2 separate regions of the Mus musculus genome follow, and region 2 is linked to region 1. A link is a loop called in an ENCODE intact Hi-C map of the cell type or tissue named here. Cell type or tissue: heart. All regions are shown on one strand. Each heading gives the region's core, and the rest is flanking DNA. Links, peaks and the distances in the headings are about the cores only. Region 1 holds the start of H1f5 (H1.5 linker histone, cluster member). Region 2 holds the start of H3c10 (H3 clustered histone 10).

Region 1 (15,901 bases), core at 4,569-12,568:
TCATTTTAATTTCCTCAACTTTAAAAGGAAGGAAGATAATAGAATTTGTTCCACAGGATTCTATAGAGATTAATGGAGATGATTAAGGAAAATGGTTAGGCTTTATTAAGACCTTACAAGTCATACACAGCTAATGTTTCTTTTAGCAGTGGCACACTAAAATCTCATTGATATTTAACTACTTTGAGCTGTTCATATTCGCACCTAAGTCATCACCATTTGCATTTACTGTCCTAGAGGACTTACAGAAAAAGGGCTTTTTCGTCTTTAAAGTGGTTTGATTTAATCTTTACTTAGTATTTTATCCTCTGAAAAATTCCAGGACAATCCCAAACAATCAATATCCTTTTGAGGTTTTTTTCCTCCCACAATCTAATTCCAATCATCACCACACCAGCAGACAATGAAGGTGGAACAGAAGAAATTTACAAAAGTTGAATACACTTAGGAAAACGGAGGAAAGTTTTGTTTCCTTGGTGCTTAGCTGGGGCCTTGCAAGAACAAGTCTGGTTGTATAGGCCTGTAATTCCAGCGATTTATGAAACTGAGGCCGAATGTCCAATCTGGAGGTTAGCCTGGCTAGAATTAGTTTGAGAATATACTGCTAACCAGTGAAATTCATTCTGAAAACAAAACTTCAAACCAAACGACCAAGAAAACAGGACCCAATCAAATTAAGCTGCGCCTGACTACATCTCAAGTTTTCAGCGAGAATCATGTAGACCTCGGGGCTCCAATGAGGTATCTTATTGAACAGAATCTATTGTGACGTCTCAGCAGGAGTTCAAAAGCAGATTTGAGACATTAGGTGGTAGCACTTAACAAGACAGGCTAAATTTAAACTAAGAAATCCTCATAGATTCTGGGATACTAATTAGAAACAATTGTTAATGACAGTGTGGGTGCAGGAACTTAACCTAAGTACTCAGGACAGAGAGATCAGCCCTCGATCTCAGAGGTTAACCTGACTTCAGAGAATTCTAGGAGAGCTGGGGGCAGAAAAACAATATTAGGATTAAAATAAAAATGCAAAACAAAACCTCAAGACAAAAACCCTTACTTAACCCTAAAAAATAGTAACTAATATGTCCGAGTAAGGTAGAATCACTTAACAAGCAATCCATCTCTGTTTTGAGAATGTGGGTGGCTCTGAAAAGAGCCTTTGTGTTTGGAGTGAGTCAGACGAACTCACTTGGAGCTGGTGTACTTGGTGACAGCCTTGGTGCCCTCCGACACCGCGTGCTTGGCCAGCTCCCCGGGCAGCAGCAGGCGCACGGCCGTCTGGATCTCCCGGGACGTGATGGTCGAGCGCTTGTTGTAATGCGCCAGGCGGGACGCCTCGCTCGCGATGCGCTCGAAGATGTCGTTCACGAACGAGTTCATGATGCCCATGGCCTTGGAGGAGATGCCGGTGTCGGGGTGCACTTGCTTCAGCACCTTGTACACGTACACCGAGTAGCTCTCCTTGCGGCTGCGCTTGCGCTTCTTGCCATCCTTCTTTTGGGCCTTGGTGACGGCCTTCTTGGAGCCCTTCTTCGGGGCGGGAACGGACTTAACAGGCTCAGGCATGTTAGGTCAGGAACTCTACCACGCTACAACTTGCGCCGTGAGCCCTTCGCTTTTTAATAAGGCGTTATTCAAATGAGGCTTAGAGATACACATTTCTGATTGGTTAAAATTTTCAAATTTTCATGGCGTAGCGCCCAATGGAACTACGCTTCGGCATAAACGCCTCCCATTGGTCTAGACGAAAAGAAGAAGCCAGCCAATCGCGTAGGCTCTTTTTCGCGCTTGGAGAATCCTATAAAGGCCAAGCTCCTCCACTTTTGGCCTTTGCAGTTGTCAGTTCTTTCTTTTTGTTTAGAATGTCTGGACGCGGCAAACAGGGCGGCAAGGCTCGCGCCAAGGCCAAGACCCGCTCCTCCCGGGCCGGCCTGCAGTTCCCCGTGGGCCGCGTGCACCGGCTGCTCCGCAAGGGCAACTACTCGGAGCGCGTGGGCGCCGGCGCCCCGGTGTACCTGGCGGCCGTGCTGGAGTACCTGACGGCCGAGATCCTGGAGCTGGCGGGCAACGCGGCCCGCGACAACAAGAAGACGCGCATCATCCCGCGCCACCTGCAGCTGGCCATCCGCAACGACGAGGAGCTCAACAAGCTGCTGGGCCGCGTGACCATCGCGCAGGGCGGCGTCCTGCCCAACATCCAGGCCGTACTGCTGCCGAAGAAGACCGAGAGCCACCACAAGGCCAAGGGAAAATAAGACAATTGTTTCCTGATCATTTAAAAAACAAAGGCTCTTTTCAGAGCTAACACATTTGTCTTTTTAAGGAGCTTAAGCTTTATTGGTTGCTACTTTTTGTTACTTTCTATAGAAGGAATCTGTTTCTCCGATCCTCAGTTATCAAGGTGATTTTGGTAACATGTCCAATTCTTTTTTTAATGAAAAGAGATAAAAACACCACCTTTTCCCCTAAGTGGCTACAGAGTTGCAAATAGGTTACAAATTTAAAACCATTATATTTAAAGGCTATTATCTGCCAGTCTTTGATTTACAAAAGCTAAAGTTCAATGTTAGCTAGTAACAGCAATTTGTACTTAAGGTCACCATATGACAGCATCCTGTATTGATTTTCAACCATATTGGAATACATAACTAGTTTACAGGAGCAGTCTTATAAGATAAACATGTGCAAACTGGCAACATGAAAAGAGTCCACCTCTTAATGGCAAAGTGAATGTAAGCCGTTTGGAAGGTATCCAGGATTTGACCTATTTGGTCTAGCACAAAGGCAAACTCCAGCAAGCCTGGTCTGTCCAGGTTCTTGACCCGTGTGCAGCAACTGTCTTTCCTCATCAGTACCGAATGAGGCTCTTGAAAGGATAAAGAATGAATGTCCCCACATTACTGCTTTTTTAGAGTGGAGCCCTAGTTTCTACTTTTCCCTTTACTGAAGAATTCTGGCTTTAGTACCTATGTTTGGAAGCAAAGGAGAATCCAGGAGAGTAGAATGCCAGGGATTTCTTTCACAGGCCCAATCTCTTTCAGTATTTAACTCAGTCTCACCAAGAAGAATATTAGCAGGATTAAACATGCTCAAGGCAACCAAACCGGCCAAGTTTCAAACTACTTTATATAGGGGACTTAATGTTTAACCCCAAGTATATCACTTGGGTATAAGGATTAATTGAAGATGACACTGAACACAGGGATGGTGAAACACTTGACAGAAGTCTCCCTTTACAATGCCATGAAGAAAAATTTCCATTATTGTGCTCTGACCTACCAAAAATAATGCCCATCATTGAGGATTTTTGCTGGTTAGCCTCTCCTGTTACTAGTTTGTGTATTTACCTTCCCATGTATTTATTCTCCAGATCCTTAAAAGAGCCAGTAAACTTCATTTTTACGTTTTCTTGAGCTTGCTTGCTGCAAAGCTTTCTCTGTATATATTTTATAAATCATTCTCCCTGCTAAGATGCCATTTGTCAAGTCAATTTGCAGGTCCCAGGTACCAAGCTTAAAGTTAGATGAAGTTTCTTTTCTTTTCTTTCTTTTCTTTTCTTCTTTTTTCTTCCTGTTTTTATCTCTTTTCATTAAAAAGAGAATAGGACTCAAGTGTTTTGTGTTATAAAATTTCAAATAATGTGCACAGAGCCTGTGCTTTTCCCATAAGTAGAATGCTTTTTGGTTTTAAAGTAATTGTTGCAAGGAAAGCAGATTCTTGAGGCTTTTCTGCAGGATGCCAAGACCACTCACAACCTACAAGCCCCGGAGAATGGAGTCATTAACAGACAGCTTGGACACTTCACAATATACTTACAAAAACTATTAAAATTAAAGGTGGCATTACTTCCAAGAGTAACAAAAATGTTGACACATTTTAAAGGTAAATATCACTGACATTGCAAGAGAAGAATGGGAGAAAACTCATTTGCTCTAGAAGATAGTATAAGGTGTTTGGTAATTCTTTCCAAACAGCTAGAATCTCAAGAACCAAGCAACACCGTTGCCTTTAAAATGGGTTTTCTAGCAATAAAGTCATCTTTGGCCTCTGCATTGTGCCTCTTTTTTGTAAATGTAATGGAGAGAATGTCTGGGTGCAGTTGTTTTCCATGGGTAGAGAAAGAGGACAGGAGCCAGTTTTTTTTTTATCTCCTCCCTCTGCAAATAATAATAATAATAATAATAATAATAATAATAATAATGGAGCAACAACTCTGATTCTTGAATGATTTTGGAATGAAGAAAACAGGAATCACTTTTCAGCAGATATGTGGCAAGTCTGAGAAAAGCACAGGGGGAAGCAGCACAAAGATGGAGTTTGAATCTCTCCTTCCCAAATAATTACATATGGAAAAAAAAAACCAACCCATTTTGGCAAAGTGTGGGAGCTCAGGGGCACATCTAAGCTTCAACTACACTGATACACCTTTACCATTCTAATTCGCAGGCTGTTTAGCTTTTGTTATAAAGAAAGCACTTTGCACATCTGACATTGTCAGAAACATTTGTCTTCAGCCCTCTTAGGCTCTGAGTACATCAACCAAGCACAAAGACTACGCTGTGAGTGAAGGCAGGTTAGGCGCCTGACTCGTAAAGGATGACCTGTGGGTAGCTCCGAATGTGGGGTGGATAGAGCTATTTTCAAATGAGCGTCTTCAGCAGTTCTTTTTTCCTGATAATCTTGGTAAGGTTCTCTGGTAAACAGCAAGTAAATATTGCTTGTGCCTGATATTCCCAATTAGGCAAAAAGCCTGTTCATAAAACAACATGCTTACTGTCTGATCTTATTGCTTTTGTTTCTGGCAAATTTGACCACATTAAGTGGGGGAAAGGGCCTGGGTAAAAAAAACGGCACCAAGCACTCCCGAAAAGTCATGTGCTGAATATCACCAAGCCTGCCATCGTCTTCCTGGCTCAGCAGGATCATCAGATCACCCCTTGCTGAGTTACTCCAAAGGCTGCCTTAGTCTCCTAGAGCTGTATACATAGTGTGTGTGTGTTGGGCGGTGGGGTGGGGCTGCTATCTGTGAATTCCCAGCGTTCGCTTTTAACCTTGAATGGTGTAACTTTGTAACTTGTAAATAATGAATGCCAACCTGGGAATGCCCCTGTCCCCTACAGTGTTGCTGTAGAAGAGTAACAGAATCTCAAAGCCTTCTGGATCTCAAAGCCCTAGTAAGTTGCAGATACACTGATTTTGAATTTTTTTCGCGCCAAAATCGCAACCGCTGAAAGGCAGTATCAATTGCAACTTCTAAAAGTTTCCGGTCATAAAAGTGTTGCAAGCAGTTTTTGAGCGAAATCAAGTGTAAGAAGTGCTCATGACTCCAGGAATAACTTTTTTTTTTTTTTTTTTTTTGTTAATTTTCCTTTCAGATTTCTTTCCATTAAATTTCTGCCCCCAAATAACGGTGCTCTTGTTTAAATAAATAGCGAAGAGGTCTTTTGACCTCCAAAGCCAACATTATCTCGAGATGATAAATTCTGGGAGTTGCTAGAGTAATTGTTATGTAAAAAGATGAAATTTGTACGTTAAATATAAAATGTAGGCAACGTTTTTCCTTTCCTTACTCGGTTTAAACGCGGACCAATCCCCTGTCTGGAACTATGATGTCAGCAGTTTACTGTCCAATCCAAAAGGGTGGCTTGTTATATATATACTTGGGCTTTTCCATCTCAACACCACTTTATTCACTTTCTAGTGTACTGAGATGGCTCGTACTAAGCAGACCGCTCGCAAGTCCACCGGCGGCAAGGCCCCGCGCAAGCAGCTGGCCACCAAGGCCGCCCGCAAGAGCGCCCCGGCCACCGGCGGCGTGAAGAAGCCTCACCGCTACCGTCCCGGCACCGTGGCGCTGCGCGAGATCCGGCGCTACCAGAAGTCGACCGAGCTGCTGATCCGCAAGCTGCCGTTCCAGCGCCTGGTGCGCGAGATCGCGCAGGACTTCAAGACCGACCTGCGCTTCCAGAGCTCGGCTGTCATGGCTCTGCAGGAGGCCTGTGAGGCCTACCTCGTGGGTCTGTTTGAGGACACCAACCTGTGCGCCATCCACGCCAAGCGTGTCACCATCATGCCCAAGGACATCCAGCTGGCCCGTCGCATTCGCGGGGAGAGGGCGTAATTCCCCTACCTGTTAATAACAAAAGGCTCTTTTCAGAGCCCCCTCCTTTGTCACCAAAAAGCGGCTGTTTACCTACCTCAGGTCCAACATCTATCATGTTTTCCAGTATCTGAGCATATGTGCTACATCCTCCTAAGGTGTTCAAATATAGGTGAGGTTAGTTTACAATCTAGAGGCATGTGCCTTTGAAACAACCTGACTTCAAGGTGGCAGTCAACTAAAATGTGTGGAAGTTAGCTCCTACAGCAAATCTGTAGATTCATGCTTTCTGGATACTATATAGTGCTACTGGTTAATGCAAAATCCCCAGGCGTGTTCCCTAAGTCTGCAAATTGCTTTCATAAGGAACATTACTTGATTAGTGTGTTTATTTGGGGGGGGGGGCAAGGTTTGGAATTTGGCAATCTTGAACCCTTTTAAGTGCTAACATTGGCCCTTTGTAATTAGCTTCATGCTGTGACAAGTTTGAGTCAATATGTCTGACGTACGTGGTTTTCTTTTAACCATATATGGCTTGCCGGTTTTGTACACCATTCCCAGAGTATGTGTAACAAATATGTTGGATTCTTTAGCAGCCTTGCCAGCCTCTGTACTGTTAAGACAGCCTCCTTTATTTTATTTATTTATAGATAAGGACTCAAAAGTAGCCCAGTGCTCAACGTTGGACTTGCTTGAATATGTAGCACGGAAAACCTTGTAATCCTAATCTTGCTTCAGTTATAATCGATAGGATTATAGGTGTGCCCCAATAAATTATGCTTAAGAAAGATTGCTATTGTCCAAAACAAAACAAAGCAAAACCCCAGACTGTGTTTCTTTGGAAAACAAAGTAATAAAATTATTTGTGATTTATTAATGCCCTTTATTAAACTAGTACAAATCTTGTACATCTTTCCTCACCCAAAGCAAAACTGACTTCTATTTCTACTATAGTAAACTTTAATTTTTCTTTTTTCTTTCTTTCTTCCTTTATTTCCTTTTTTGGTTTTTGAAGACAAGGTTTCTCTGTGTAAGCCTAGGTGTCCTGGAACTAGATTTATAGACTTCAGACTGGTCTTGAGCTCAGAGTTCCACCTGCCTCTGCCTCCCAAATTCCTGGATTAAAGATGTGTGCCAGCTTCTCCAAATCTTTGAATTTGTATAAGTATAGGTCACCCAATAGTATTCTAGAATATTGGCCTGCTTGCCATCTAAACACGCAAAAATATCAATATTGTTATTGGCTATTTACTTAAGAGTGTGGCTGTGCTGTTTGCTAAATACTTTCAAAATCTCACTGGCCATCTCATTTGAGAGCAGTGGGATCTCCCTGAAAATTTTTTGAAAGTTTTAGAATTTTTCTAATGTAAAATATTTTTTAATGTATTTTCTGTCTACAAATATCCCTAGGAAATGGTGAAAGCCCGTTTCTCAGAACCATATCTAATTTATTTTTACTTAGAAATAAGGCCATTGTCATCTGAATTTAGCAATTCCTTTTTAAGTATATGTTTTAAACCTTTCTGTGAATGAGGGTTTGCCTACCTGTATGTATGTGCATCACTTGTATGCTTGGTACTGGGCCAGTCTTGCAGAAGGTCCGAGATCCCCTGGAACAGGAGGTATAGACAGTTGCAAACTGTCCTGTGGGTGCTGGGAACTAAACCCAAACCCCAAGAGCAGCAAGTGGTAACTGCTACACCAGCAGCTCCTAAATATAATGATTTCTAATCTCCTTACTTCAAAGAAGTCGCTATCACACTGGAAATATTGCGTTCTCCATTAAAGATATCAATGCATGCGAAGTACTAGGAGCTTGAACCATTTTTAAAGAGAAATATCTAAAGTGGTTAATTTTAGTCTGGAGCCAACCAGGCACTCTAGCCTGTGTTATTTGCTACAGACACAAACAACGTTTTTGCACAAACCAAAAGAACTATTAGTTCTACTCTTGCACAAATTAAAGGCGGCATCTTTGTACAAATTCTCTTAAGTAATGTTCCTTGCATACTTCGTAAAAGTTAACAGAAATATGCAAGTAACTCTCACGATGCGCTCTGCTTGGTGGATTTTTTTGTAAACACTGGAAGGATTTTTAAAAATATTTTTAGTCAGTTGCGCGTGATTCAAAAAAGCACACACAGGTACGTGAAACCGAAGGCTGTTCTCCCTTGGAACTCCAAACTGCCAATTTCTGTGTTATTATTTTCGGCAGTAAGTAAAAATTTGGGGACTAACAAACACAATTTGGGATTGTAACCTTGAGTCGCCGCGGGCAGAGGGCGGTGGATTGGCCGCTCCACCAATCACAGCCCAGCACCGGCTTATATAAACCAGGAGCCTGAGCAAAGGAGCATCGCAAAATTTGCTCTTCGCGTTAGATTTCTTTTAGTTTTCTCGCAACTAGCAAGCTTTTTGTTCTCGCCATGTCTGAGACTGCTCCCGCTGAGACCGCGGCTCCGGCTCCTGTAGAGAAGTCTCCCGCCAAGAAGAAGACAACGAAAAAAGCTGGCGCGGCGAAGCGCAAGGCCACTGGCCCCCCGGTGTCCGAGCTCATCACTAAGGCTGTTTCTGCCTCTAAGGAGCGCGGCGGCGTGTCCCTGCCTGCCCTTAAGAAGGCACTGGCTGCTGGTGGCTACGATGTGGAGAAGAACAACAGCCGCATCAAGCTTGGGCTCAAGAGTCTGGTGAGCAAGGGTACCCTGGTGCAGACCAAGGGCACCGGCGCCTCTGGTTCCTTCAAGCTTAACAAGAAGGCGGCTTCTGGCGAGGCCAAGCCCAAGGCTAAGAAGACCGGGGCTGCCAAGGCCAAGAAGCCTGCAGGTGCTACCCCTAAAAAGCCTAAGAAGACTGCGGGGGCAAAGAAGACCGTGAAGAAAACTCCAAAGAAAGCGAAGAAGCCTGCGGCGGCTGGAGTGAAGAAAGTTGCCAAGAGTCCTAAGAAGGCCAAGGCTGCTGCCAAGCCTAAAAAAGCAGCAAAGAGCCCGGCCAAGCCCAAGGCGGTGAAGTCTAAGGCATCCAAACCTAAGGTTACCAAGCCTAAGACCGCTAAGCCTAAGGCTGCCAAGGCCAAGAAGGCTGTTTCCAAAAAGAAGTAGGTTTGCTTGCGACAGCAACAAAGCCCCAAAGGCTCTTTTCAGAGCCACCTAGAGAGCTCTGTGAATGTAGCTGTACACACTTATGCTTTCCATGGTCTGTCTCGATTGGGACAGTTAACTGGAACCCTTATCTGCCACGATTCCTGTGCTCACAATCTACAAGGTAAGACTCCGTTACGATGGCTGTTAGGTACTATGGTCACCTGGTGACCTTTGTACGTGAGCCATAACTGCACACATTCATTTCCCTACCTCCATGTGCTAGCTGGTTGAGCCTGCGTGAGTATGGAAGCACTGGTAACATTAACTTTGTTAGGGTGAAGTGAGGCTTCCACACAGTAGCCAACGCAGGGCGCGAAAAAGATCGAATTCATTGGCTGTATGCTAAAGTATCACCTAAACCAATGGTACGGTGTTTTATTACTAACTTTAAACTTGATTGGACAGTCATTTTATGACGTTTACAGATAACGCGATATTCATCGCCTTAGTTTGTCTAAAACGCAACCAGTGCGGATACCGTCCTACGCACCCCCCCCCCCCCCCACACACACACACTTTAAAAGTTTACTTTTCATCTTAATAGCTGGTGAAAGTCCGGGCCCTACTGGAAGGGCTCTTAGAAGGCGACCACCTCGTATACTGAACAGCAAGGAGTGGAAGCGCAGCCGTAAGCTAGCTGTAGATGCTGAAGGTCCTGAAGCAGACCCTGGACACTGGCATCTTTTCCAAAGCCCTGGGCCACTCACGTGTCCGAGTGCACAAAGGCTGTGCACAAATTTCCACTCTCCCAAGTCATTTACAGTTTTTATGGAGCTTTTTCACTCAGTTCTCCCATTGTTCTCAGTTCTTCACTCAGTTCTTCCACACAGACATTCAAGTCCCATGAAGAACGGTCCTTTCGTTTTAAAGGTTTGTTAATGTGTGACTCCCCTACGTAGGACTTTTATTGTATTTAACATTAGTTTAACATTAGGTCAGTTTTAAGTTTTAAAGACAACGTAGCGATTTCACTTTTAAAGTTTGATTGTCGCCAGTACTACTAATTGGTAATTCGTTCTCACGGCCATTTCAGGCTTCCTAGTGATACAGGTAGGAATGATCGGAATAAATAGTTTTAAAGGGAAGTTTCAAGTCACTTCTCTCTCTCTCTCTCTCTCTCTCTCTCTCTCTCTCTCTCTCTCTCCCCTTTTTCTTTCTTTTTTTCTTTTCCATTATTAAGGATTGGGAATGTGGTTTCTTGCTCACATCATGGCAGGCTTACTGGCTTAAGGCAGAATTGGCTCCTTGTGTATACACTTTGCTGGTAGCTCTATTTTTATTTTATTTTTTCCTTTTATTCTTTTCCTTTTCCGTCAGTCTGTATATCTGGTCTGGATAGGGCAAAATAGCCGTATTTATTCCCATAGCCATACGTTTCTATGATTTTTCTACAATGAAAATGGCAGCTTCATTTTGCCCCCGTGAGTTTTATTTGTCTCTTAATGTTTTGCCCTTAAAAAAATTAATACTTGTAATTATTTTCAGATAGTGTCACAGACCAGCATAGACCTCCAACTGACAGCAATTCTTGCTGAGCCTCAGTTCTGGGATTATATGTTAGAATGCAGGCACCATCTTGCCTGGTTGTCATTAATTCCACGGGATTAGAATTTTCTTCATCTACAATGCAGATCATTCCCTTAGAATTGGCTCTATGTCTCATTTCGATACATTTCTGAATGAGTTGCCTTCAGCAAAGATGTAAAATGCCTTTTACCCCATCTCAAGGCCTCATTCCTAAGAGTTTAAATGACCAACTTGAGTATTTTGCAAATGAAACACCTTAGGTTATTTGTATAGATTTTCATATGTATTTTAAACAAATAGAAAATTAGATATCAAGTAGGTAATTGGTAGAATAGTATTCTTTTCTTGAGTCACAATGGTATTCCTTAAATTTGCTAGAGAGACAGGATATAGGCAAATGTATGTTGCCTCTGAATTCTTTTTTGTATTGATATATCTTCATAGGAATGCTATCCTATTTATTTATATATAATTTAAAAGAATTCTGGAAAGTTTTGTGATTATATTTGTAAATATTTTAGGGCTTTGACTTCATTATCACTTTCATTATTTTAATTTTTAAACTTATGTAAATTTCTATGTGCAGAATTCAAGCATACTTTGCAGGGAGCTGTCTTCCACCTTTGGATCTGGGCAGTGACCCTCTAGTAATGGTGATGGGCAACACAGGAGGCTCCCGAGTGTTTTGAATACACTTGGTCTATGACACAGCACAGAGACCTAGAGCAGAGTATAGAATACACTAATGATGATAATCTCGGCCTGTTCTGTTAATAATTGTATTTACTTACATTTGAAGAAATGAAAACCAGTGAGGTTAAATAGCTGCCTCTGGGAATCTGCCCCCAACCCTGTGTGTGTGTGTGTGTGTGTGTGTGTGTGTGTGTGTGTGTGTGTGTGTGTGTGTTTACAGGCAGAGTAAGAAGGGCAAGCCCAGCAAGAGAGGAAAGGAAACACTAATTTAGGTGCTGTTTTTTGATGCTGCTATCAGTGTGCCCTGTGTTCTGGACCAGGAACACTAAGGTGATGACACAAGTGCCAGGGGTGGCCTGTCTAAGCAGCCTTCCCTCTTAACATCCATTCTTACCTGCATCCCTGCTACTGCCTCTCCCAACGCTGGCATTTTCTGTTCCTTGCCACAACTGTTATGTGGCATTTAGCACCCCACCCCTCCACCACTGCCTTAGTTTTGCTGTATTCCAAAAGAAATTGTGAAAGAGAAATTGGTTAAAAGAAATGATTCATTTATAGTTTGACCCAAATCTGGAAAAGAACCAATTTCTTTGCCAATGTGACTGTGGCACTCTAATGTTTTATAGGAGATAATGAGATAAGGGTGGACTGTAGGGAACTAAGATAGGTTTACAGGGCCCCTTCGGCAAGTGAACACCATTGAGCCTAAGGCACAAAGACCTGGGTGCTCTTAAACTCTCATCCGTCCAACTAGGACACACAAAAGTTAAATCCTGGCTTCTCTAGTGATGACCCTATGGGTTCAGAGGGACAAAGAGGAACACCTACAGTGGTGAGCGGCTAGATGATCTCATCTGTCATGCTCAGTTACCTTGTCTACCCTCCTCCCTTGTATGTCTGCCATTGGGGGTGGAGGGTGCTTTGCTAGGGTGTGGCATGATCTACATGAAGTGTGTTCACAGGTGACACTTCCAGACAAGTACCTTCTGTGTTGCAGCATGGGAGACACAGAGCTTAGAGTTCTTCCGGGACTGAGTTAAATTTATTATTTTAGAGTGCTAAGTTGTTGTGTTGCAGAATGCTGTGTATGGAAGCACTAAGAATAGTGTGATGGTTTGTGTATGCTAGGTCCAGGGAGTGGCACTATTTGGAGGCCTTGTTGAAGCAGATGTGGCCTTGTTGGAGTAGATGTGTCACTGTGGGCATGGGCTTTAAAACCCTACTCCTAGCTCTCTGGAAGGGAGTCTAGCAGACTTTACATGACGTCTTAGAACTCTCAGCTATTCCTGTACCATGCCTGTCTGGATGCTACTATGTTCCTGGTCTTGATGACAATGGACTGAACCTCTGAACCAGTAAGCCAGCCCCAAATTAAATGTTGCCTTTTATAAAACCTGCCTTGGTCATGGTATCTGTTCACAGCAGTAAAACCCTAACTAAGACAGAAGTTGGTACCAGGAGTGGCATACGAACCCCCACACACAAATCTCCATTGGATTTAAGTTAGTACTGAGAGTAGGGTATTACTGTGATAGGCCTAACTATGTTTATGTTTGGAAGAATGTGGATTTTGGGACTTTGGATTTGGAAATCCTTGGAATGCTTTAAGTGGGGCTTAATTGGCCAACCTACTAGGAATACGGAAGACAGTGGTGCTAAGGGTCATTTGAACTGTTTAGGCGTGCTGGCCTAAGATGTTTCAATGGAAAAGAACTGTAATATGTGGCTGAGAGACTGTTTTTGTGAAGAACATGGCTACTTTTTGCCCTGTCTAAAGGAGTCTGCCTGAGGCTAAGGTAAAGAGACTCAGATTAATTGCACTGACAAAGGAAGTCTCAGTAATACCCACCGGAGATTTGTTTTTTGGTTAGGTCTTATGAAGAGCATTTTAACAAACATAGCAAGCTGAGGAAGGAAAAATAAAAAATGTATAGTTTGAATATTAAAGGGACACCAGGAAGTGAAATAGAGCTGAGTCTTGTGTTCAAGGATATTAAATTGAATTAAGGGAGTAGTGACCTTGGGGCAAAGTTCTACCCAGCTAAATTTAGATCCAGGCACTGTTGTAGAAGCCTTTAATTCCTAGAGACAAAGACAAGCAGATCTCTGAGTTCAAGGTCAGCCTAGAACAAAGCAAGTTCTAGGTGAAGAAAAAAAAAAAAAATCCTGGTTTGGTGGACCACATCTTTAATCCCAGTGCTTAGGAGACAAGCATGCACATTTCTGAGTTCCAAGTCAGTCAGTCTACGGAGCAAGTTCCTGGACAACCAAGCTTAGGCAGTGAAGGAGTTGGAAAACAGAAAGCTGGTGATTATGTAAGAGAACAAGGGGGCCATGTTCCAGCCCCAGCAAGCAGCAGAACTTGGCAGCTTTGGAATTGTGTCTCTGGCTTTAGAGTCCAGAATAGAAGGGACTACTGGGACAATTGATACTGTTTAGCTGGAGCTAAGAAATTAGTGGTGATTAAGAAGAGACCCCCCTGACTGAGGTGAACTCTGAGAAGTGTTTTCTGAGAGCACAAAGAAGCTGTGTTTCAGAGATGGCCAAGATTGTACCTCCTGCAGCCCTGTAATTGAAAATATGTAAGAGTTACCCAGGTGGTACTGGTTTTGAAGGCATGAAGGGGTCATGAAGAGCAGGTGAGGCTCAGCACTGTGAGAGGCCGGGGAAGGCCATTGGTGAAAGTGCAGCCTCAGTTGCAGTTGATGGCCCAGGACTGAAGGTGTCATGCAAAGAAGTTGAGGTTTGGCACCATGAAGAGAACATATGAGAGGCTATTGGTGAAGCCTAGTTGCAGTGGAAGTCCCCAATGTGTGCCCTTTCCCCATCCTTGAGTAGGCTGAACAAACCCAGGAAGGTTTTACAACCTATTTGGAGTCGCCTGGCCTCACTGCATTTGCAATTTCCCACAGGAGCTTTGAGGAGTAGACAGCCTGATGAGCTTGCTTTGCAACTCAATCCTGCTGAAACAAAGGTTGGGGTCTGTCGGGTTTCCTTATATAAACTGCAAGTGCTGAAAATTAAACTTTGAGCCTTGATAAGAAACTGTCTTGGCTTCATTCTTCTCTCGCCCTCCCACCCCTCCTGCCTCCAGTTCCTTTTTCATTCCCAGCCTCCCTTTCAGTTCATCCATGACTGCTGGACAGCTACACCAGTGTATTGGAGATGCCAGTAACATGGGATGATCACCAAAAACAGCAGCTGCAGTGGAGTGGATCAACCTGAGCTTAGAGTGCTACAGAGGGCAGAGCTGGAGAAGTGACGCCAGCCATTTAGAGGAGCCGAGAAGATCATGTGTGGATCCCAGACATTGGAACATGAAGATGTAACACTGAAGTTGCCTTGGAGACGCCAAGATGTTAAAGATGCCAGAGCCATGGCCTATCTGCTGAGGAAAGCTGCTAACAGAGAGTGGAACCAGTCCAGGAGAAATATGTTTGTTACAGTCAACAAAGATGAAAAAGGAGCTGGAGATCTGAAAACTGCTTTGACATCAGACATGGAGATGCAGAGTTTGGAGTTTGCCCAGTTGGTTTCCTGTCTTGATTTTGGGATTACAGTTAAGTGATTGGATGGATCTCAGAAGAGACTTTGAACTTTGGACTTTTAACTTTGTTGATACTGCTATAGACTATGGGGACTTTGGAAGCTGGGGTACTTGTACTATTTTATTATGCTATGATTAGGTATGGCCCCCAAAGTCTCATGTGTTTGAACAAGCCTATGGGGAGTTGAATGTGGTAGTTTGTATGCTTGGTCCAAGGAGTGGTACTATTTGGAGGTTTGGCCTTGTTGAAGCAGGTGTGGCTTGTTGGAATAGGTAGGTCACTGTCGGTGTAGGCTTTAAGACCCTACTCCTAGTTGTCTGGAAGGGAGTCTTCCATTAGCAGTCTTCAGATGAAGACTTAGAACTCGTAACTCCTCCTGTACTGTGGATGCTGCTATGTTCCTGCCTTGATGAGAATAAACTGAACCTCTTCACCTGTAAGCCAGCCCCAATTAAATGTTGCCTTTTATAAAACTTGCCTTGGTCATGGTGTCTGTTCACAGCAGTAAAACCCTAACTAAGACAAACAGCCAAGTGACCAAGTTCACAAAGGAGAGCCTTCTTGTTAGACCTTCTATTTCTTGCTTTCTAGTTCTCTTTTCTCTTCAGGACTTGCCTCAAACCTTACATTCTTGAGTTCACAAAACCTGTGCCACCATGTAGGGGCCCTAAGAAGACCTTCCCTTGCACCTGCTTATTTCTGTCTCAGCCATTCTCACTTTCTGCTCGTGTCTTGCAGCATCCACCTTAGTCTTCAGACTGTCTGTGAGCTGCAGGAGGATGTGACTATGTGATCCCACTGCTGACTTTCGAGCATGACTCTAAGGACATGCTCAATAAGTGTTGAAATGGGAAATAGAAAAGTTAGAAATGATGGGACATAGAGATACA
Region 2 (15,901 bases), core at 4,610-12,609, 59 kb after region 1:
CTCCAAATTCCACATTCAATGAAGTAGTTATTTCTTGAACTTTTTTATAGTAGCAGAACTAAGAAAATTATAACCCAAGGCATTTAAAAATACATTGGTGTGTATATTTTAAAAAAACAATATCCATTACTTAAAGTTTCAAAAGCCAGTTCATATATCTAATAATGAGCTCAACCTGAACTATAAGAGAATTTTAATTGGTTAGATAAAAACCCAGCATTCCTCAGGAACTTGTCACACTGCTCCAAAAGGAGTAATTTTCCTTACCTTTGGCAGAAGGGAACTGTGGCTACCTATGACTGCATATTAAAGCTCATGCTGCCCCAGGTTCCCTTGGTACCTTGAGTATCTATTATACATTTCAAACAGGTCAGAAGAGGGTGTTAGATTCCCTGACACTGGAGTAAGGGCCACATATGGTTGCTGGGAACTGAGCCTGGTCCTCTGAAAGGACAAGTGTTTTAACTTGCTGAATTGAAGGACCCTAAGGGCTTTTTCCAGTCCCACATCCTCCTACGGCTTCCTTCCCTCCTGCCTGGGGTCAAGGATAGGCCAAGTTCCATTCTTCACCCACAGGAACATTCTTGAGTTTAAAAAAAAAAAAATTCTCAGAAAAAACACAATTTACTGACTGATAGTCACCTGGTCCTCTGGAACATCCCAGGTAGAGTTCAAATGTGTGTCATGCTTGCTAGCCAATATGCTTAGCCAATAAGTTTGACATGTAACCTTACTGATGTAACCTGTGCCCCTAAAAAGTATAAAAACTGCTTGTAATAGCCATTCAGGGTCACCTTCTAGTCACTTACCTTGAGGGACTAATTTAGAGTTGACCCCACTCAACGGAAAATAACCCTCTTGCTTTTGCATCAATCTGCATCATGGTATCTCACAGAGGGCATCTCGAAGTAAGTACCACTGACCGAGGGTTGGGGGTCTTACAGAATCATCCTTCAACTCCATCAAAAAAAACATGTTTTAAGCATTGTGATTTCTGCTAAGTTTTTTCAAAAATCTAAAATCATTTAAACATTTTAAAACTCGTATTGTATTATTTTGTTACTTAATCAGAGAAGATTTATATTATGGAGAGGGAAAGTAGTGGTTGGTATCTTCCCTCATCTTCAAGGTCATGACCAATACTGATGATTGTTCCCTTAACAGTTCCTGCAGAAGTGGAGATGGTGCTCAGGCAGAAGCTTGAAATAATAGAATTGATGTTAGAAAGGATTTACTAGACAAAATGGCTATACCCTTATTTATTGTTTGTCAAAACAAATTGTCATCATCAATATCAAAAACCTTGCCAGTGAAAGTATAGCAACGTAAAAACAGAATTCTAGGCCTTTAGGCCCAGGCTTGGGAATGTGGCCTTTGTAAAGGTATGCTAATCATAAAACAAATAGCGACATTCCTCCATCCACCTGCTTCCTGGGTTCAAAGAGTGCTCTTTTAAAGAAAGTCACCCAGAACCTGCAATGCAAATGTGCTATTGTTAGGGGCTCTTAGAAGCTGTCTTGAGAGTTAACAATTACCAGGTATTCCTTGTGACTCTTAACTGGTATCTTTGGTATCTTCCAACAACGCCCTCCCCACTTCCTTGAGTTTTGGTTTCTTCCTTTAAATACCCCCTTACCCAGCTACTCGGGGCGCCATGGTCCTCTACCCCTGCATGGTGTATGACCATGGGCCCGAGAGCGCTCTTGAATAAAAATCCTCTTGCAATTTGCAGCAAGACCCGTTTCTTGTGGGTGATTTTGGGGTGTCGCCTCTCCTGAGTCAGAACGTGGGGGAGTCCTCATGTTGTGGGTCTTTCACCAGCAGTCCTTGAGGTAGCCATGTGCTGATTCTTCTGCATGCACATCCTAAGCGCTGGCTCTCAGAGAGGAGCTTTGAGCTTTTGATCCTGTAGTTGCCATACTGATGTAGAAGAGATTCAAAGCTATAGAAGTGGTGTTAGAAAGGATCTGTTAATAATAGATTTGTTTAAGAGACGTTAAGTCACCCAACGTAGAATTTAGATAAGGGAACTTTGCCTCCCAAATACCGCAAGGAAATGTATTGTACTACCGAGGCCACATAGAGATAAGCAAATTTAGGATGCTAAGAGGTAATTGTTAACCAGGATTGACAGTCCCTTAGGCTGCTTCCATGACAACAGAGACAACCATGATTTACAACAGCCATTAGGTAATTTCCATAACAAAGAACAGGCCTCGAAGAGACAGCTCAAGGGGCCTGGCAGAATCACAACCTCTTTTAAGTCCTGGCCTGCCACAAAAAAGCATAATTCTGTGGGCAAGATGACCCTAGGTAACAATTGTTGAGGGGTGGGGGCGAGGGATCAACAGTGGTGTACTTAAAATAATTTTCACAGAATCATTGCTTTATATACCTCCCATCAGCCTTTTCATAGGAAAGCACATTACTACTGAAACAGCACAACTCCAAGTTTAGTATAGATCAGAGCAGACAGAAAGTTCGTTTGCTCAATGGCCCTGCCATGTTCAGGGCACTGTTTAACGTGGGCCTTCTTTCTAATATGCTTAGCCCTGGCTTTCCTGGGCTTGTTAGTGGGAAGCTAAGATTTCTGATCAAGTTTCTTGATCTCATTAATAAAACAATTTTAAAACAGACTTGGGATGAAACATTTATGTGACATACAGCCTTCCATAGCAAAAGACTAAGGCAAAACATTTTCTTTTCTTTTCTTTTCTTTTCTTTTCTTTTCTTTTCTTTTCTTTTCTTTTCTGACTTTGTGTAATGGGCAACTGTGTAGTAATGGAGGTAGACACAAAAGGTATGGGTGTGGACTAATGGGAAAAGCCATCCAGGACTTTCAGTACATATTCCTTTCTGCTTCTCAGTATAGTTTCCTTTTTCCAGGCATAAGACAGGGCTTCTCCCGAATCAGGGTCTTATGATCTCTTATCAGACAAACAGGTATTTCTAGCCTCTTATTTCCCAGAAGGGACTGGGATGTTAGAGCAGTAATTCTCTCTTCAAGACTGTGTGGTAGAGCGACACACTTTTTCTGTCATAAATCAGGTGTTCTCACTTGTATGGCCTGGGATAGATCAGAAGTCCCTGGGTGCAGGAGCAGGGATGGGGACAGGAGGTTAGCAATTAATTGACTGCTTCCAAAACTCCATTTCCTTCCTGTTCTCAGAAAGCGAAAGTGCCACAGTTAGCTAAATTTGAAGAAAATCCCTAAAAAAGCCGAGTTATTCGGCTAAGAATAAAGCATCTCTTCTATTCAGTGAGAAAGATCTGTTCCCTTCGTTGACAGGTGAGAACGGAAATGTGAGCGAGCAGCACCTCTTCTCCACACTGAGAACAAACTCTTACTGCCCATCCTATTCCTTCAGGATTAGCTGCCGCCCACCGAACTGTCTCTTCTATAGATTGATCCGAACTGTAATCAGCCAGACATGTGCATTAATCACAGTTCTCTAAAACACCCACATATATATATATATATCACTGTTCCAATAAAGCAGTCTCATCCTGTTGGGATAGTCTCTCTGCCTACCTGCTTTGTTTTTATTACATGCAGCACCCATGGCAGTTCACAAGTGTTGGTAGCTGCAGTCACAAAGGACTTGATGCTATTTTCTGGCCTATCTGGGCAAAAGGCATACATGTGGTGTATAGACATACATGTAGCCAAAAAACAAAACAAAACAAAACAAAACAAAAAACAATATACGAGGTAATTTTTAAAAGGCCATAGCCTGACACTTTGACCTCCTGTTAACAACACCTTTTCTTTCTTAGTTACTCCACACCTCAATTCTTCGAATCCTTTGGACTGCAGACACCAGAATTTGTATGGTATCAATAATTCACATTCTTTGCCCTATCACATTTCCCACCCCTTCCTACTCTTAACTATATTTAGCATATAAATTCTTTATAATACACCCTAATATATTTTTCAGTTTTGTTAAATAGCAAAGCTACCTATTTTTCACGAGCCCATTCTGTCCCATCTAAATTTTCAATGAAATTGCAAAGGATGACTCAGGTGGGAGTTGCAGACTAGAAAAGGCAGTCAAACAGAGAGTTTGCATTGTTGAAAGAACCACAAAATAACCACCTCTTCTATTCTGTGATCACATAATATCCTGAAACTACCTCTTACATCCTAAGACACTGGAACTTTTGTTGGAAATCACAGCCATAGTTAACAATACGCTTCGAGGTCCCTTTTAAGACTGTTAACCTCGCCTGTTTATCTAACCTGCATTTAAAAAGAGCAATGTACCATTCAAACTCATCTTGAATTTCTTATATAATCAACTTTTTTAACCTGTCTTTTATGTTCCTGGGCCAAATAATGCATGGACATTTTCAGCACACACTATCAACATCCGCACATGGACCAGAAGAGCAGGTTTTGCTGCACTCATTGCCGGTTTTCCTTTGCTCCCTACACCAAAGAGCTTCCTTGTGAGGCATGATAGAGGGTAGCTTAGTGTTTCCTAAGGAAGTTTATTGGTAAATCCTTTATAACATCAATGTGCTACTGTTGCTCCCACACCAGTGGAAATACTCATCTTTTTTATATATTTAATATCTGAAAACTGAGGGTGTTTCAGAAACAACAAATTCATGGAGGTGCTTGATTTGAATTTCTCAATTACCAAAGACAAACTACCCAGAAGCAACTGTGTCATCATGAGCATCCTCAGAGATCACCGCAAGCATCTAACTTACCCTCCACTAATGTGCCTGCCTCCCTCCTCCACTGAGAACGAGCATAACTTTCCAGATCTCTCTCAAGTTTGGGACTTTTATTTTTCCTTCACGTAATAAAGCTTTTCTCCTGTTAATCTACCGTTGGCTTATGTCGTTGATATAATCATTGAACAATGAGATCATGTGCACTATATAGGTATGCTGTCTGAGTTCACCAAAAAGTTCTCTCTGAGAGTCAGGAGTGTTGGTTGCACTACTCCCCAACCAGTTCTGTCTCAAGTATGCTAGTCTCAAAGTCTCTTACAGATGGTTGGTGGCAACACACTCCTTTAATCCCACCATTAGAGAGGCAGAGACAGGCAACTCTCTGAATTCCAGGCCAGCCTGGTCTATGGAGTGAGTTCCAGGGCAACCAGGGCTACACAGAGAAACCCTGTCTTGAACACCCTCCACCTTCCAACCTCCACCCCCAACCTCCTGCCCCATACCCCCCCAAAGAATCAGTCTCTTACAAGCCCCCCCGCCCTAAGGATTAGCTGGCGCTCCTACTGTTGCATGGAAGGAATGGAACAGAATATCGCCCAAGCATAAAACATTGTGCCTTAGAAGGTAAACCATGTGCTAGGGAGATGGCTCAGTGGTTAAGAGCATTGATTGCTCTTCCAGAGGTCCTGAGTTCAAATCCGAGGAACCACATGGTGCTCACAACCATTTGTAATGGGATCTGATGCCCTCTTCTGGTGTGTCTGAAGATAGCTACAGTGTACTCATATATATAAAATAAATTAAAATCTTAAAAAAGAAAAACCAAGCAAACAAAAAAAGAAGGTGAATGATTTTTAAGATATGACATTCGTTTATCGCATGATTTAAAAAGGAAAAAAAATGTTAGTCCTCCAGTTATAGGAAACTCAGCCACGGAGGAAAACTCAACAGGGAACTCAGCTAACTATCCCTTCCCCAGGTGGTTCCTGCTTCATGTTGTAAGCAACTGATTTGATGGTGTCACCTGCACAGTTGCTATTTGTCTTTTTTACTTTAAAGTCTTCCAGGAAGAGACACTGTTCTGCCAGTGACTCCATAAAATCCAGCTGACTGCCTCAATGATGCTTCCTCAATTGCTCTCTGCTGGATATTCTGAGATCCTACGTGATGAAGTTTTACTGTCTGTCTGCTTCTTCAATTGCTGTTTTCTTTTTGCTTTTGATTTCCTATATACTTAATAAACTGACTCATTCAAAACTGTAGTGGGGAGTACCTACAAGGACAGCATGCAGCAGGCTGAGGAAGGACGACTCTTGTAAGTTCCAAGCAAGTCAGGGTACAAAGCACTCTCTCACTCTTAAAAAAGAAAGTAAAAATAATAAAACAAATTTATTGACAGAGTTTTAGATGTTTCATTTTATAATGTATTACATATTTTCTTTTCAAGGTTTGTATAATTATTTTGGAAAATAGTTCATAGCTGAGTCTCTACATTCATACAAGACAGGACATATAAGTTATGACTTCAGTGCAGTCCATTCTTATTTAATTTCCTCCACTTTAAAACCGGGAAAACAATAGAATTTGTTCCACAGGATACTATAAAGATCAGAGATAATAATTAAAGAAAATGGTTAGAAAGTCATATTAAGATCTTACTCTATAACAGCTTAAATTCATTTTGAAATCTGTGTACTAAAATTTCATTTATATTTGTGCTGGTTAGTGTTTATTTGACACACCTAAACTCATCAGGTGGAAGAGGGACCCTCAACTGAGAAAATACATTTATTAGATTGACCTGTGGATAATTCTGTGGGGGCTTTTTTTTTTTTTTTTTTTTTTTTTTAATTAATGATCGATGTGGTTGAGACAAGGTTACATGGATCAGTGCTGCCACCCCTGGGTAGAGTGGTCCTGGCAGGTGGAAGAAAAGCAGATGTTTGCTTTCTGCCTCTGCTCCTGCTTGAGTTCCTGCCCTTTCTTCAAGGATCAGAAAGGCCTTGTAAGCCAAATGATCCCTTTCCCGAAGTTGCTTATGGTCATAGTGTTTACAACAGCAATACAACGCAAAATAGGACAATAAAATTATCTACCTTTATGTGACTATTTACTACTCTATCATATCTAGTAAATGTACTAGCCTACTGATGGGATTTAGAAATAATTTTCATTTTCTTGACATTTCTATTATGCTTGAGTGAACCTTTACCTAGGATGATTAAGAAACAAAACAAGCTGGGCATGGTGGCACACGCCTTTAATCCCAGCACCCTGGAGACAGAGGCAGGTAGATTTCTAAGTTCGAGGCCAGCCTGGTCTACAAAGTGAGTTCCAGGATAGCCAGGGCTACACAGAGAAACCCTGTCTTGAGCCCCCTACCCCTCAACCCCCAAGGGAGGGGGGGGAGGGAGGGGGGGGCACTGCTTGAAGGTAGAATCCCAAACCTATAATAAAAAGGGCAATAACATTAAAGCTTTTTGAGGCTGTTTCTCCTTTATAGTCCATTTTGAAACACCATACCAATAAAATCTTAATTAAGTGCAGTTAAAAAGTAGGTCACACCAAATAACAGTACAACACAAGACAATTTTTAAAAATCAACAAATAATTTAGAATTACCTGGCAAGTCTGTTGGAAAAACCAGGGGCTTGGAAAGTCAAACCTGGTTGTAAAGGCCTGGAATCCCAGACACCGAAATTAAGGAAGATACAGTTTGAGGCCAGGCTGGGTGGTTATGGTAATTCCATATTGGTCTGCAAGAGACCTGGTGCCAAGAAAAAGTCAAGAATGACCCAGAAAAGGAATGGTGCCATGTGGCATAAGGACAAACTCAGCTGCACTTTTACAAAGTTAACTGAAGTGATGGCAACCTTCCAGTTTGAGATTAAAATAGGAATCAAGTATCAAAACCAGATTAACAGAAGGGCAGATTTATAAATATTAAATGGTCTGCATTAGTGTTTTCTTAAAGTGAGGAATGTACTCTAGACAAAACCCTTGGATTTGTGCTGTGCTAGCCCTTTTCAAAGAACTGCTTAGTGGCTCTGAAAAGAGCCTTTGTGTTTGGAGTGAGTCAGACGAACTCACTTGGAGCTGGTGTACTTGGTGACCGCCTTGGTGCCCTCCGACACCGCGTGCTTGGCCAGCTCCCCGGGCAGCAGCAGGCGCACGGCCGTCTGGATCTCCCGGGACGTGATGGTCGAGCGCTTGTTGTAATGCGCCAGGCGGGAAGCCTCGCCTGCGATGCGCTCGAAGATGTCGTTCACGAACGAGTTCATGATGCCCATGGCCTTGGAGGAGATGCCGGTGTCGGGGTGCACTTGCTTTAGCACCTTGTACACGTACACCGAGTAGCTCTCCTTGCGGCTGCGCTTGCGCTTCTTGCCATCCTTCTTCTGGGCCTTGGTGACGGCCTTCTTGGAGCCCTTCTTCGGGGCGGGAGCGGACTTCGTTGGCTCAGGCATGTTACAACACAGATAAACTGCAATTTGTCTGTATAGAGGAGGCGAAGTGAACGCCCTATATACACGCTGTTATGCAAATAGAGACGAGAGATAGTCGCATGTTTATTGGTTAGTTTAAAATTACACCTATCCAATGAGAATGCATATTGTTCAAATTTGTGTTTCTACTGGTTAAAATATTAGACCCTTAGCCAATGCTACGTCTTCATTTTTAGCGCCATTCAGTCAATAACAAAGAGTGAGCTACTCTTCCGCCTCAGCACTTTTATTGTACACAGCATTTTGTTTTGTCCAGTCGCAGTGGCAAGGTTCGCGCCAAGGCCAAGACTCGCTCCTCCCGGGCCGGCCTGCAGTTCCCCGTGGGCCGCGTGCACCGGCTGCTCCGCAAGGGCAACTACTCGGAGCGCGTGGGCGCCGGCGCCCCGGTGTACCTGGCGGCCGTGCTGGAGTACCTGACGGCCGAGATCCTGGAGCTGGCGGGCAACGCGGCCCGCGACAACAAGAAGACGCGCATCATCCCGCGCCACCTGCAGCTGGCCATCCGCAACGACGAGGAGCTCAACAAGCTGCTGGGCCGCGTGACCATCGCGCAGGGCGGCGTCCTGCCCAACATCCAGGCCGTGCTGCTGCCCAAGAAGACCGAGAGCCACCACTAGGCCAAGTGAACAGCATAGTTTCGGAAAGTTCTTAGGAAACATAACTCTTTAGAGACACTTTTTGTACTCGAAAAGAATTGACACTTGGGTTTGTGAGTCATCCAGGAATACAGCCGTTCCATTTTCTTATATAGAATTACCGAACTTGTCTAAAGTCAGAAGCGGAGTTCATGGCTCCACCCCAGGCCCAGTGATCAACCTGAGGTTATAGGTTTGCATGACAAGTGCTTTCTTTCCTTGGGCCACAAGCTATGCCAAACGGAACACGGATAAATGCCTTGCAAGTCCTCTGTGTGGTGCCAGTCCAGAGTTTCTGCAAGGTTGAGTCTTGCAGAAGGCGACCTCAGTACTATTTTGTACTTTGCTGTTTGTTTGTTTGTGGAGCATTGTAGGAAAAAAAAAGAAAGAAAGAAAGAAACTTTTCTGCAGTCTTCAATAGGTGTTTTATTAAAATTCAGCTAGTGACCTAGCTTAGAGCCCGGAGGCATTAAAACAGGTTTACTGAACAAGTGAATTCAAGCCTGAACCCATGAAAGGAAAATTTTTGGTTCCCACAAATTGTTCTCTGACTTTCATATGCATACCCTACCCTTACAATAGATGTAGCTAATAATAGATTTTTTTTTAAAAGCAATATTAGCCTAGTTGTGTTTTTGACTTAACCTAACTTTTAACTTAACTCTGTCTCTGTTTCTTACTCAGCATGGGAATAAAGTGAAGCTGGAATTAAAAAGTAGGGAAAGGGTGATGAGCTACCCTAACCCTGAGAAACAGAACTTCTATTTTCTGTAGTGACCCAGTATTCATATATATGATAGGGCGGCTGTAGATAGCACGGAAATGAAATTTCACAAGACAGGTATAGAGTAATTTATACCTGTAAATACCATCGCTGCTGTTTGAGGCTGTGGGAAATGCTGAGTTTGAGAAATCCAAAGTCCATGATAGGTTGCTGTTTCATGTGGGTATATACTTAAATAAAAATTTAGAAAACATTGTTGTTAGCTTTATTTTCCTGTTATCAATCTTTGTAGTTAGCTGTTGTACCTTGCTGTTATGTTAGCGACTCATAAGCTGTTAACATTTTGCATGTGTGCCCCACATCTCTAATTCTAGTGCTCAGGACACAGAATCAGGCAAATCTCTGAATTCCAGGCCAGCAGTTCTATACAGTGAGAACCCCAAGAGGCTATGTATACAAAGATGTGCCCTAGATGAGACCGCAGTAATAATGACGATATTGAATGTTGTCATCCTAATCACAAGAATACTAATAAGCAGACAATCCATGGTCTGAAACAGTCCACTTTCTTCTGAAAAGCCATTCGTTGGAGAACAGTAAGGTAACATCCCCTTGATGTTGCTCATGAAATCTGGATTTTGGAAAGGAATTCATAGCACCTAACAGTTTTGCTATCTCAGGAAATTCAAGCACAAGGTCTGTTGTTTTACCCCTTAAATTCTAGTTATTCTTTCAGAAACAACCAATTCCACATTTAGTCACCATAAGTATAGTGTCTAAGCTAAAGAAACAATCCAGTGAGGAGAACAAAGAAGTGGGCAAATAACATAGGAAGGATGAAGAAGTGTATGGATTTCAGGGAGCATGGTGGTTTAAGAGCATAAAATCTATGAAAGAGACTTCTGCTCTGGGAGTTTAAAGGGAATAATTATTAAAGAATAGTATGGGGATCAGCACAGAATGCCTATAAGTATAGATTCATAACTAAGATGAACAAAGCAAAGTAGGAAGTTTGATATTGACAATAAGGTAAAAGTTACAAGAGATAGCCCCTTCCCTTAGTTTGAAATATTTTTGATATAATACCGAATTTCAGATCTTTGCTTGTCTGAGACTTAGCCCTTTATGTGACTGTTCTTTTAACTGCCAGATTTCGTGTAAAAACAAAGAAAAGTCTAAGTATATATTCTAAATCCATCACTAAGCAATTCAACTTTTTACTGATTCTTGTCTTAATAAATAGCATTACTACCTACCCACTAGGATAGTCCAAGAGGGTGGCATCTGTCATTGAAGTAGCAATTTTTATATGTCGTTACTAAAATAAAGGTAAGTTCTTATATAGGAGATAAGGTGTGCTTTTAAAGTGTATTTAGAAGATAACCACACTATTGTGACACTCCCATCACATGGAGTGTTGTCAGAAACAGAATATTCATGCACATGTAGCCATGCCTGCCTACTGACTGGAAAAGTGTTTCATGTTTTCATGTAATTCTAAATGAAAGTCTAAAACTGTGAGACAGAATCTGAGGATTGGTCAGTGCAAACCTGAAAAACAAAAGCAAAACAAAACAAAATCTGTGTAAGCCCTTCAGGAGTTAGTGCTATATACCTTAGTGTTTCTCTGTGGAACAATAGGATGCACTGTCAACAGCCTGGATGCAAAGACAGGCTCTGCATCTGCAGTAGACACATGGGCCTTGCTTTCCAACTCACCTACCTTCCTTTTCAGAAGGTCACCTCCCAAGAGGGCTTTATTTTGTTTCAGGGACTAATTCCAATAGAAAGCACTATGATATTCTACCTAAAACTTATTTTGCCTTTTTGTGCCGTGGGTGTAGTAATGTGATATAGGTTGCGCAGTGTGGGTAGAGGTCCACATAGGCCTCATCACTTTTGAAGTCTTCGATTCCAAACCTGAGCCAAGGGATAAGTTAGCTAACTAGTCTTTGGTATCTATTTAGGCCTCTGTTGTGTTGGTGTTACAGGAAGACACATGATTGCTAGGGAGTAGACCTTCTCTTGCAAAGTGACAGGAATGGTGCATAGGTCACTGGGCCATAAAAAGCTGAACACTTTGGTGAAAAGGAAATGTTAGAATTATAGGCAGCCCTCATAGGCCAAGAAGCTGGTTGTAGCACTTTGGGTTGTTCTGGGCTATACGTCTTCCCTATGGTTTTCTTCATGTTTCTCCACCCATCCAACCATTTAACCAGGGGACTTCTGGTATACAAAACTAACTCAGGTTCTCTTGGGACTGGATAGCTGAGCAGTTAAAATGCTTCCAGCAATTCCATGTATAAGACATAGGAAACCATGAATTTAAGTGCCTATAATTGACTCCGCCGGCCTTATATTGCTGGCAAAATAATTAAAAATCCTTCAAGAAACCGAACAGTAAGTGCATTTGGGGAAATTAGAGGTAATGTTCAGTTTAAGTATATTGGATTTTGCAGAATACTCACCAACTTAAGACACTCTAAAGAGCATCCCTCAGCTAAGAAAAACTGTTAGAACCTGGCTACCGTTCCAAGAAAAAACTCCAATTGGCCTATAAGTCAACAGCACCTTTGTGTAGGTTTGGGTGGCTCTGAAAAGAGCCTTTGAAAAACACAGAAAGACGAACTTTAAGCCCTCTCCCCGCGGATGCGGCGGGCCAGCTGGATGTCCTTGGGCATGATGGTGACACGCTTGGCGTGGATGGCGCACAGGTTGGTGTCCTCAAACAGACCCACGAGGTAGGCCTCACAGGCCTCCTGCAGAGCCATGACGGCCGAGCTCTGGAAGCGCAGGTCGGTCTTGAAGTCCTGCGCGATCTCGCGCACCAGGCGCTGGAACGGCAGCTTGCGGATCAGCAGCTCGGTCGACTTCTGGTAGCGCCGGATCTCGCGCAGCGCCACGGTGCCGGGACGGTAGCGGTGAGGCTTCTTCACGCCGCCGGTGGCCGGGGCGCTCTTGCGGGCGGCCTTGGTGGCCAGCTGCTTGCGCGGGGCCTTGCCGCCGGTGGACTTGCGAGCGGTCTGCTTAGTACGAGCCATGGTAACACCCGAGCTTCCAAAGCAAAGTGATGGAGGGAAAGCTTCAACCACCAAAATTTATACAGACGGCCGAGTTCTGATTGGTCAAAATGGCTGCCAGATCAACTTAATTGGCTGGTGAGTCCTTTTGTTTTCGCAGTCTGAACATGGTTTAACCAAGTGTGCAATTTCCTCATTGAAAAGAAAATCCCGCCGCAGGTTCGTTTAAATCAATGTAATTTTTATTAAAAGCACTTTTCTTACTTTCTTTTTCCTACTTCAGATTAAATGAAAAGATGTGTAAAAGGTAGGTAGTGACTTTAAAAAGAGGCTCTAAGAACATTGACCCCCTGGAATTCAATTTGCCGAACGAGGTGTGTGTGTAGGGGGGAGGGTGTCTAGGGGAAATGTTTTTAGCTGTGATACCACCAAATGCTTTAACATCCTTTGCTGATTTTGACTTTGCCAAATGGCAGGACTTGTCAATCATGCACATAAACAGGATTCAAGTGAGGATTGATTGTACAGTGATTAGTTGTTTATCAGCATATGTGCTGATAAAGGAACATTTCAAGACAATTCTTTGTGCAGTCCGGTCTGTCCTGGAACTCGTCCTGCAGAGTAGGCTGGCCTGGAGTTCAAGATGTGTCTGTTTTATGTACTAGGTCCGAGGTTGGGTGCCTGCCTTCCAAAAACCAATATACTCTTAGCTAAGGTTAGGGGGTTGAACTAACCACAAGCCAGGGAAAACTAGGAGAGGTAATACACGTATTTCCCACAATGCACTATCCCAGTAGTGTTTAGGTCTCTTTGGAGAAAGTGAGTGGCTCTGAAAAGAGCCTTTGGTGATTCGTAATGTTTGGTTTCACTTCCCCTTGGCCTTGTGGTGGCTCTCGGTCTTCTTGGGCAGCAGCACGGCCTGGATGTTGGGCAGGACGCCGCCCTGCGCGATGGTCACGCGGCCCAGCAGCTTGTTGAGCTCCTCGTCGTTGCGGATGGCCAGCTGCAGGTGGCGCGGGATGATGCGCGTCTTCTTGTTGTCGCGGGCCGCGTTGCCCGCCAGCTCCAGGATCTCGGCCGTCAGGTACTCCAGCACGGCCGCCAGGTACACCGGGGCGCCGGCGCCCACGCGCTCCGAGTAGTTGCCCTTGCGGAGCAGCCGGTGCACGCGGCCCACGGGGAACTGCAGGCCGGCCCGGGAGGAGCGAGTCTTGGCCTTGGCGCGAGCCTTGCCGCCCTGCTTGCCGCGTCCAGACATAACTCAGCTGTAGATAACCACCGCAGTAAGAAGCAAAAACGGTATACGCATAGTATATATAGTCAAGGCTGGACGCGAAAACGGAGAGATTTCATTGGTTACACATTGGTTACCAATGGCGCCCTGGTTTTGAAAATCCCTTGTTTTGATTGGACTGTTAGTACATGACGTATGGTGATTCAGGTTCGGCATAGCCGTAAGTTTGTTTAAAATGCAGCCAGAACAGTCATTAACTTTTAGTTATCCTTTTTCAACTTAGTTCACTTCATCCTCTCAGTATGCCTGAGCCCGCCAAGTCCGCTCCCGCCCCGAAGAAGGGCTCCAAGAAGGCCGTCACCAAGGCCCAGAAGAAGGACGGCAAGAAGCGCAAGCGCAGCCGCAAGGAGAGCTACTCGGTGTACGTGTACAAGGTGCTGAAGCAAGTGCACCCCGACACCGGCATCTCCTCCAAGGCCATGGGCATCATGAACTCGTTCGTGAACGACATCTTCGAGCGCATCGCGAGCGAGGCTTCCCGCCTGGCGCATTACAACAAGCGCTCGACCATCACGTCCCGGGAGATCCAGACGGCCGTGCGCCTGCTGCTGCCCGGGGAGCTGGCCAAGCACGCGGTGTCGGAGGGCACCAAGGCAGTCACCAAGTACACCAGCTCCAAGTGAGCTCGTTTAACTCACACTCCTAACTCAAAGGCTCTTTTAAGAGCCACCCACACTTTCCTCTGGAAAAGCTGTTGCACATGCGTGGTTATTGATGACGCTTCTCTTGCCTTGGACCTAACAAGGCATAAGGTAAAATGCCAAAAGATGCAGTAAGCAGTTTGCGTTTGGAAGTTAAGGGTTAATGGACAGTCAGGCTTTGCCTCTCCGGTCAGTTGAAATATAATTCGCAGCAGCCTGTAGTTTTTATTTACGAGTGTGCACTGTATCCTGAAGCTTTAAATTAAGCATTAACTGGTATTCACACCCCAACCAACCAACCTTTCATTCCTCCTAACTGAAAAGTATGCTGCGTAAGCACAGGCCAGTTGTCCTGCGTGGTTGTGGGTATTTATCGTACAAGCGAAAATGGAACCTGAGTGTAAATTCACGAGAAAGTATGCTTCAGAGAAGCCATCTTCAAGACTGATTTGAATGTCCATGGTCCTAAGTCCAGCTGCAAGCGTCAAAACTGCATTTAAAGCCAGTGGGCCCCAGCATGACCGCTGAGTTGGAGGTGAATTAAAAGCGTGGGGTAGCCCCCCAATATTAGTGGGACTTCCATGCACCATCCAGGTTCTGCAACTCTCCATAATTCCGATAGTTCAAAAATCATTTTTGATGTTTCATGATATTAGCGTTCTCCGTTACCTCGTGACCTCTCTTCTGTAAATCATATTTTGTAGGTCACCATCGCAGTCCCTCTGTATGAAAACCACTTCAGTGTGCAGTTAAAGCAGGACAGGTGGAGGGCTAAAGAATAATCTAGTTTTGCAGTGTTGTGAAATGTGCTGCTCTTTTCTGCCATCTTGTGGCCACAAACAGAATCATAAGCCTTGGGTGTTTTTCATCCAGACTGAAAATGCTGTGACCAGTGAGTTACTGTAATGTTACTATTTTTTTTTCCTAGTAACGTTGAAAGAGTTATATTAACTTCTCAAGAGTCATTCGTGTGTGACTGAAGGAGAGGAGGCAAGACAGACGAGACTGGAGCACATAGAGGGAGAGTCTGGTCAGAGCTGTCAGAAACAAAAACTACACAAAATCAAATTAAATCATTCTAAAATACCTGAAAACATTAAAGACATGTTTTTTAGTTTTAGATTTCTGTCCCCTATTTTTTGGCATTTTCCAGTGCTTATTTATAACCAAAGATATTATTAAAATATTATTAGAATGACAAGGTTGCATATGAAACAGAGACAGATATTTTCTTAAAGTTCAAGATCAAGGCATGAGCAGATATGGCTTCTCCTGAGGGCTCTCTCTGGGATTTGGCAGGTGTCTACCTTCATGTCCGTGCCCTTGACCTTTTCAGTCTGGTGTCTCTCTGGTAAGCACCCCACTCTTAGGACCATTCTTAATGGAAATGGACTG

Evidence for each region. A loop is a pair of places that touch in the nucleus more often than their neighbours do. Peaks named below come from ENCODE experiments on the same cell type or tissue, not always from the same donor. Only the 100,000 strongest peaks of a DNase experiment are listed, where the experiment ranks them.
Region 2: a loop joins it to region 1, with 2.2 times the contacts of the local background. A loop is called at or near these places in 13 of 42 quality-filtered maps.

The regions. Positions count from the first base shown.
Region 1 is chr13:21,773,183-21,789,083 of GRCm38, reverse strand. It overlaps H1f5 (H1.5 linker histone, cluster member), which reads left to right and starts at 8,459. Exons shown (of 1, transcript NM_020034.2): 1 at 8,459-9,252. The coding sequence starts at 8,530. The coding sequence ends at 9,201. H3c11 (H3 clustered histone 11) reads left to right here and starts at 5,687. Exons shown (of 1, transcript NM_178207.2): 1 at 5,687-6,169. The coding sequence starts at 5,714. The coding sequence ends at 6,124. H2ac22 (H2A clustered histone 22) reads left to right here and starts at 1,836. Exons shown (of 1, transcript NM_178184.3): 1 at 1,836-2,310. The coding sequence starts at 1,866. The coding sequence ends at 2,258. It overlaps H2bc22 (H2B clustered histone 22), which reads right to left and starts at 1,596. Exons shown (of 2, transcript NM_178202.2): 1 at 1,193-1,596; 2 at 1-60. The coding sequence starts at 1,569. The coding sequence ends at 21. In heart, for the core only: no CTCF peak of the experiment used is centred there; DNase peaks (open chromatin) are centred at 5,653, 8,423 and 9,523; H3K4me3 peaks cover 5,222 bases; H3K27ac peaks cover 5,740 bases.
Region 2 is chr13:21,714,350-21,730,250 of GRCm38, reverse strand. H3c10 (H3 clustered histone 10) reads right to left here and starts at 12,623. Exons shown (of 1, transcript NM_178206.2): 1 at 12,136-12,623. The coding sequence starts at 12,592. The coding sequence ends at 12,182. It overlaps H2bc14 (H2B clustered histone 14), which reads right to left and starts at 8,207. Exons shown (of 1, transcript NM_178200.2): 1 at 7,725-8,207. The coding sequence starts at 8,153. The coding sequence ends at 7,773. It overlaps H2bc13 (H2B clustered histone 13), which reads left to right and starts at 14,068. Exons shown (of 1, transcript NM_178199.3): 1 at 14,068-14,540. The coding sequence starts at 14,108. The coding sequence ends at 14,488. H2ac13 (H2A clustered histone 13) reads right to left here and starts at 13,839. Exons shown (of 1, transcript NM_178182.2): 1 at 13,392-13,839. The coding sequence starts at 13,829. The coding sequence ends at 13,437. It also overlaps the pseudogene H2ac14. In heart, for the core only: a CTCF peak has its summit at 8,588; a DNase peak (open chromatin) is centred at 8,280; H3K4me3 peaks cover 4,277 bases; H3K27ac peaks cover 5,421 bases.